Regions from separate parts of the Homo sapiens genome. Here regions 2 and 3 are each linked to region 1. The links are chromatin loops, found by intact Hi-C in ENCODE. Cell type or tissue: ascending aorta. All regions are shown on one strand.

What was found. Hi-C counts contacts between places; a loop is a spot of excess contacts. Peaks named below come from ENCODE experiments on the same cell type or tissue, not always from the same donor. Only the 100,000 strongest peaks of a DNase experiment are listed, where the experiment ranks them.
Region 2: it touches region 1 in a loop (2.2-fold over the local background); 2 of 110 quality-filtered maps call a loop at or near these places.
Region 3: a loop joins it to region 1, with 8 times the contacts of the local background. A loop is called at or near these places in 57 of 110 quality-filtered maps.

Annotation. Positions count from the first base shown.
Region 1 is chr19:46,512,313-46,514,812 of GRCh38, forward strand. No RefSeq gene overlaps it. Among named protein-coding and RNA genes, the nearest start is that of PNMA8B, 18 kb to the left of the region's middle. In ascending aorta, a CTCF peak has its summit at 1,338 (motif pointing left); a DNase peak (open chromatin) is centred at 1,309; H3K4me3 peaks cover 525 bases; H3K27ac peaks cover 429 bases.
Region 2 is chr19:46,350,152-46,352,651 of GRCh38, forward strand. The region is part of intron 1 of PPP5C (protein phosphatase 5 catalytic subunit); the gene reads left to right. Among named protein-coding and RNA genes, the nearest start is that of PPP5C, 4.3 kb to the left of the region's middle. RefSeq lists enhancers at 310-549, 596-1,397. In ascending aorta, no CTCF peak of the experiment used is centred here; a DNase peak (open chromatin) is centred at 1,560; H3K4me3 peaks cover 1,825 bases; H3K27ac peaks cover 2,429 bases.
Region 3 is chr19:46,279,558-46,282,057 of GRCh38, forward strand. No RefSeq gene overlaps it. Among named protein-coding and RNA genes, the nearest start is that of HIF3A, 16 kb to the right of the region's middle. In ascending aorta, a CTCF peak has its summit at 1,375 (motif pointing right); a DNase peak (open chromatin) is centred at 1,384.

The DNA.
Region 1 (2,500 bases):
GGGAGGCGGTGAATCCTGCCATGTCTCTTAAGGGCTACACCTGGAACTTGTATCACATCATTTGTGCTGAATTCTATTGGTCCAACCAAGTCGTAAGGCTAGCCCAGATTCAAGCTGAGGAGAAAGAGATCCCATCTCTTGATGGGAAAGGTAGTGGGCTCATAGGGCAGGAGAACTGATAGCAATCGTCTTGGATACCATGCCCCACAGTGTGCCCTGTGGCAACAGCTGGCAGAGAAAAGACCTGAAGAGTCTAAATCTGTGTTTCTCTGGAATGGACACAACCATCTCTGCCCCTGGGACGCCACAAGAGCATCAGCCAAGGGCTCAGCTATGAGATGGGCACTTTTGTAATCCAGAGATGGCAGCAACAATATTCATTATTTTTAACTCAAGGAGGATTAAATTCAGTTCCCAAATTCATGGTTATGGTTTCAGACAACAGGATTTTCTTTTTTATTTTATTTTATTTTATTTTTTGAGGTGGAGTCTCACTCTGTCACCCAGGCTGGAGGGCAGTGGTGTGATCTTGGCTTACTGCAACCTCTGCCTCTCGGGTTCAAGCAATTCTCCTGACTCAGCCTCCTAAGTAGCTGGGATTACAGGCACATGCCACCACGCCCAACTAATTTTTCTATTTTTAGTAGAGACAGGGTTTCGCCATGTTGGTCAGGCTGATCTCAAACTCCTGACCTCAAGTGATCCACCCGCCTTGGCCTCCCAAAGTGCTGGGATTACAAGCATGAGCCACCGCACCCAGCCCAGACAGCAGGATTTTTGATGAAATCGCCCCAGAAAACTGGAGTCTTGACTCCAAATTAGCCTTTACCTTCCCAGGGAGAGGACGAGTGGGGACATTATTGCTTCTAAAGTGGGGAGCTGGGGGATGGGGCAGGGGCATACAAGAGATGGGGACAGGGCTTGGTGTGGGAGGGATATTTGCAGTGCTGTTGCCTGGGCTCACCCCACCCCCAGCCCCTGCTGTCACTTACAACCTTCGGCTGGTTAATTACCTGTTGGGGCCTTCACTTATGTACCTGAAAATAGGGATCTCGTTCTCTTAGCATTGTCATGAAAACCTCTATAAGTCAGTGGTTCCCAATCTGGCTGCACTTTTGGAATCACTTAGGGGAAGATTTGCAAAATACCGATGCCCTGGCTCCACTCCCAGGGACTCTGATTCCGCTGTTTTGGGGTGTGGCCTGAAGATTGGGATCTTTAAGCACTCCCAAGTGATTCTAACATACAAGCCAGGCTAAGGACCACTAGGCCAAGCCACCGGGCCAGGGCGTTCTGAGCCGGCGCTTTAGCCAGCGGTCCTGCAGCGCCCCCTGGTGGGGAACACGAGCGCGTCGCCTGTTGTCTGTGGAACTCTCCTTCCTCCCTCCTAGCCGCGTGTCTCGGGCGCTCCTCTCCCTGCTTGAACCGCCGGAGGGGCTTGAGCATTCAGCCCCTGGGGATGGTGTTGTAGGGACCAGCGCGACATCGGGTCTAACCCGCCCGAGGGACAAGGGGGTGGCAATCAGAGGGGCCGACAGACCGGGGTTCGAGCTCTTCCCCACCTCTGAGCCTCAGTTTCCTCATCTGAGAAATGGGATGAAAATTTGACTTCATGTTGCTCCCCAGTGTCAGCCCCGGGAGGGTGCCTGCCCGACTTCCACCAGGGGGCCAGAACCTGAACAAGAGTGGGGACAGTTAGGTGAGGAAGTGGGATATATCCAAACGTAAATGTTTTCTATTTATTTATGTATGTATTTAGAAACGGAGTCTGCCTCTGTCGCCCAGGCTGGAGTGCAGTGGCCTGATCTCAGCTCACTGCAAGCTCCGCCTCCCAGGCTCAAGCCATCCTCTCACCTCAGCCTCCTGCCCAACTGGAACTACAGGCGCGCGCCAACACGCAAGCTAATTTTTGTATTATTAGTAGAGACGGGGTTTCACCATGTTGGGCAGGCTGGTCTCGAACTCTTGACCTCAAGTGATCTGCCTGCCTCGGCCTCCCAAAGTGCTGGGATTATAGGCATGAGCTGCCCACCTGGCCATGTTTTCCATTTAAAATCCTCGTTTTAGTTTGCAATTCTCTCCCACCCATTCTTTGGTTTTATGTTTTCCTTTCTTCACATTGGTTTCATTTTTGTGTTTGTTTTTACTCATTTTGCATTTATTTGGTTTTGGCTACATGAGAAGCTGGTGACCCTGTATTTGGGAAGTCCCCAATATGTGAGGATTATACTGAAGGTGACACCCAAAATTTGGGAGCATGCTGAGGATGGGTCCTTGCAGAGACTGAGGGCAGGGGTTGTCGGGTTCAAGGTGTGGCCGTGGGCTCCTGTCAGCTAGTGTCACAGTCACACTAATAGGCACACACCTACACACACAGACTTACACAGGTGCCAACACACTCACAAAACACACAATCATGCTCACACTCCTAGTCACATTCTAACACACACATCCAGATACACCGACATGTTCACACACACTTGCACATCCAGCATACCGA
Region 2 (2,500 bases), 160 kb before region 1:
GAGCCAGGAACCTGGGCAGGAGAGGCCAGACCAGGGCTGGGTGGGGCTGGAGGGTGAGAAGGGAGTGGCTGAATCTGAGAGATGTTCAGGAGGCTGACTTGGCAGAATAAGTGAAGTGACTACCGGGCTTTGGGGGCTGAGGGATGGAGAGGAGTCCAGGATGAGGCTGTCTCAGCCAGGTGATGGGGTGGAAGGTGGAATTCCCTGGGATGGGAGCAGCCTGCATGGGGGTTGCTGCTGAGGCCGCATCAGAATTCTGGGCCACAGCAGCCATTGGGAGGAGCCTGTTGCCCCCCAGGACCTGGGATCCAGGCTCTCAGGAGTCCTGGGGCTGGGCAGGCAGCCAGAGGGGCCTGGCACTGAGCTGGCACGGAGGAGAACGGCCCTGCTGGCCCAGGCCCCTTGCTGTCTGTCAGGCAGTAGCAGGCACAGAGCCCCAGGCTCCAGGGCTGTGGGAATAACAATAAAAAAGAATAATGACAGCTCACCTTAATTGAGCCTTGTGGCCAGGTACGCTGTGGGGTTTAATCCTCCCCGGGGGCTGGGAGATGGCTAGGAGTGGCCCTGTTTGTTTTATAAAGGAAGCAAGGCTCGGAGAAGTGAAAAAACCACTCGCCCAAGGTCAGAGTGTGTGAGCAGCAGGGCCCGGATATCCCCTTCCTCGCCACGTGCTTGGCTCCCACGTTCAGGTTCCTCCCAGAGCTGTACTGGCCCTGTTGAGGAGAAGAGGGGCCCCAGCAGGGAGAAGAGAGGTCCCAGGGCTCAGAGGACTGTCCCCTCAACTGTGGCTGGTTGCTCTGTAAGTTCAGGCCTATTCCAGAAATCCTGGGGGCAGAGCCTCGTCCCCCGTCTCATGTCTGAGTCTAAGGGAAGTGTCTCAACTGTCTTCCCCTCTCTGTGGGCCTCAGTGCCCCGCTTCTGTAAAATGGGGGGTGGGGGCTTATGCTTAACCCCTAAGGAGGCTCCAGGTATAAGAGCTTGTGGGGAGGAAGCAGGCCATGGTTGAGAGCTCAGGCTGCCTGGGTTCAAACCCTATGTCTTCCTTTACCTGCTTGATGACGCCTGGGCAAATGACTTAACTTCTCTGGGCCTCTGTTTCCTTGCATCTAAAATGGGGAATGTCTTGAGGCTTAAATATGGTCCTGTTTGTAAAGCGCATAGAACAGGGCCAGGATATGGCATGTGGGTCGACCCGTGGAGTACAGGCTCCTCCCATTTCCTCTTGTTCCCTTCACTTCCTCCCTTCATTTAGTCATTCACGCATTCACTTCTTTTGCCTGCTTCTTTTGCTGCAGCCAGTTTTCTTACACAAGTTCGTAAAATCCTCACGGCCACCCAGTGAGGCAGAGCTCAGAAAGAGGAGGCTATTTGCCTGCAGCCTCGAGTTAGAGATCTGCAGAGCCGGGTGGCAGGCCCTGAGACTCCAGGATCCCCTCCCTGTGCCACTGGAGTAACAGCTGCCCCATCAGGAGCGCGGGCCAGGCAGCCTCTGGACCACAGCCAGGAGGCCTGAAGGAGTCCTCAAAGGCGCTGGCATTCCAGGGAGGGTCGGTCAGATCTGGGCTGCCCAGTTCTGCCCTTGTTTGTTTTTGGGAAGTCCCGGGCCCTGCCCTCCTGGGGCTTACAGCTCTGGAGGGACACACTCATTACTCAACAGTGACGATGAGAGTGGACAGGGCTGGCACAGGAGATCCCAGGGGCTGGGGCAGCCCAGTCGGGGGCCTGACCCAGCCTGGGAGTAAAGGAGGGCTTCCCGGAGGAGGGGACATGTGAGCATTTGAAAGATTGCCAGGAGTTGGCGTGGCAAAGAGGAATGTTGTTAGATTGTTGCTGGCCACATCCCCAGGACCCGGCTTCTCCCTTCTGTAATGTCAGTCCTCATCTCTCTCTGCATCCCTCCTTCCTTTCCCTCTGGAGCCACTCATGGAGCCTGGGACTCTCTTCTTCCATCTCTTCAACCAACTGACTCCCATCCTCCAGGTCTCAGCCCCAGTGTCCCCTCCGAGCTGCCCCAACCCTAAACACTGGGCACCACTGTCTAGGGATGGATCTGTCTCCTCCACTGGATGGTAAGCCCTGGGAGGGCAGGGCTGTGTGTAAGAAGGACTCTCGGAGTGCTGTTGAGAACATTAAAATGGGAGTGAGGGTGGGGACTCTGTGCAGGGCTGCTGGTAGAAGGACTCTAGGAAACCCTAGTCCACAGGGGGTTCCTCAGTAGCCCAGGGATACCCAGGTAGTAAGAGGCAGAGCTAGGGACTGGGCCCAGGCCACCTACTCCTGCCTCTGTGCTTACCCCTGTGCCACGCTCCTGCCCAGAGGTCACCATGGCATGGGGCGTGAGAGTGGGAGCCTTTTGGTCTTGGCCTGGCTCAGAAGGCCCACTTCTCGGCCAGGCGCTGTGGCTCACGCCTGTAATCCCAGCACTTTGGGAGGCCAAGGCAGGAGGATCACGAGGTCAGGAGATCGAGACCATCCTGGCTAACACGGTGAAACCCCGTCT
Region 3 (2,500 bases), 230 kb before region 1:
AGATTAAATCTCATAAAGGCCGGGTGCAGTGGCTTATGTCTGTAATCCCAGCACTTTGGGAGGCCGAGGTGGGTGGATCACTCCTGAGGTCAGGAGTTCGAGACCAGCCTGGCCAACATGGCAAAGCCCCGTCGCTACTAAAAATACAAAAATTATCCAGGCGTGGTGGCACGCACCTGTAATCCCAGCCGCTCGGGATGCTCAGGCAGGAAAATCGCTTGAACCCAGGAGACAGAGGTTGCAGTGAGCTGAGATCATGCCACTGCACTCAGCCTGGAGCTAGACTCCGTGTCAAAATAAATAAATAAATACATCTCATGAGAAGAACTGAGACAACTCCCACCTTTCTCTCAGCATCTGCTCCCTGTAGGAGCCAAGCTGATCCAAGAGATTGATCCAATAAGTAATCATATTGAGGATAACGGAAACCCGGGTTAAAACCATAAAGGCCAGGCCAGGTGCAGTAGCTCACACCTGTAGCACTTTGGTAGGCTGAGGCAAGAGTATCACTTGAGCCCAGGAGTTCGAGACCAGCCTGGGCAACATAGTGAGACCCTGTCTCTACAAAAAGACAAAGTAAAAATTAGCCAGGTGTGGTGGCATATGCCTGTGGTCCCAGCTACTCAGGAGGCTGAGGCAGGAGGATTGTTTGAGCCCAGGAGATCAAGGCTGCAGTGAGCCGAAATTGCATCACTGCCCTCCATCCTGGGAGACAGAGTGAGACCTTGTCTAAAAGAACTTTAAATTATGTGATGTGAAATGTTTAAAACAGTTTCTGGCACATAATCTTTCAATGAATTGGAGATATTAGTATGTAAAATCTAGCTACTGGTGCTGGGTGTGGTGGCTCACACCTGTAATCTCAGCACTTTGGGAGGCCAAGGTGGGCGGATCACTTGAGGTCAGGAGTTCGAGACCAGCCTGACCAACATGGAGAAACCCCGTCTCCATTAAAAATACAAAATTAGCCGGGCATGGTGGCGCATGTCTGTAATCCCAGCTATTCGGGAGGTTGAGGCAGGAGAATCACTTGAACCCAGGAGGCGGAGGTTGCGGTGAGCCGAGATGGCATCATTGCACTCCAGCCTGGGCAACAAAGAACGAACCTCTGTCTCAAAAAAAAAAAAAAATTTGCTGGGTGTGGTGGCACCCGCCTGTAGTCCCAGCTACTTTGGAGACTGAGGCAGGAGAATCACTTGAAACTGGGAGGCAGAGGCTGCCGTGAGCCAAGATCGCGCCACTGCACTCCAGCCTGGGCAACAGAGCGAGACTCCGTCTCAAAAAAAAAAAAGGAGAAAGAAAAAGAAATCAGGCTACTAAAATATGTAGCCAATGTGACCCTCATATGTAAGTATAGTATCAGAGTCATCCTAATTTCTGCCACGAGAGGGCGTGTCAGGCTTAGTTAGGGCTTAGCTGCCAGCAGCTCCCAAATGATGGTCTCAGAACTCCTTAATTTTATTATTATGATTACTATTATTAGTATTATTTTGAGGCAGGTCCACACTCTGTTGCTCAAACTGGAGTGCAGTGGTGCAATTGTGGCTCACTGCAGCCTCAAACTCCTGGACTCAAACGATCCTCCCACCTCAGCCTCCCGAGCAGCTGGACTATGCTGTGTAGGCCACCACACCGGCTAATTTTTTCATCCTTGATAGAGATGGGGGTCTCACTATGTTGCCCAGGCTGGTCCTGAACCCTTGGCCTCAAGCAGTCTTTCCACTTTAGTGTCCCAAAGTGCTGGGATTACAGGTGTGAGCCACCGCCCCCAGTCATGTTTGGATTTTTTAAGTGACATATCGGCCGGGCACAGTGGCTCACACCTGTAATCCCACCACTTTGGGACGCTGAAGTGGGAAGATTGCTTGAGCTCAGGAGTTGGAGACCAGGCTGGGTAACAGAGCAAGACCCTGTGTCTACAAACAATTTTAAAAATTAGCTGGACGTCGTGGCGTGCACCTGTAGTCCCAGCTACGGAGGAGGCTGAGGTAAGAGGATCACTTGACCCAGGAGGTTGAGGCTGCAATGAGCCATGATCACACTGCGCCACTGCACTCCAGCCTGGGCGAGAGAGTGAGACTCCATTAAAAAAAAAAAAAAAAAAAGTACCACATGTCTATGGCACATATAATGTAACGCCCCAACTGGGTTCAGGATAGTTCCTGGAATCAAACACATCAACATTTATGCAATGAAATGAGGGCTATTCACAGAAACGTGGAGTAAATATAGAAGATTGCCAAAATAGCCTTGTGTTAGTTCAGGTCAAGTTTTGCCACCAAATAAGTTATACAACAATCTCTACCTTTTCAGAGTTATTTGGAAGTTGGAATTGTGTGTGGATGGGGGGGTGTTTGTTTTGTTTTGTTAAGACGGAGTCTCGCTCTGTCGCCCAGCCTGGAGTGCAGTGGCGTGATCTTGGCTCACTGCAACCTCCACCTCCCAGGCTCAAGCGATTCTCTTGCCTCAGCCTCCTGAGTAGCTGAGACTACAGGCACGC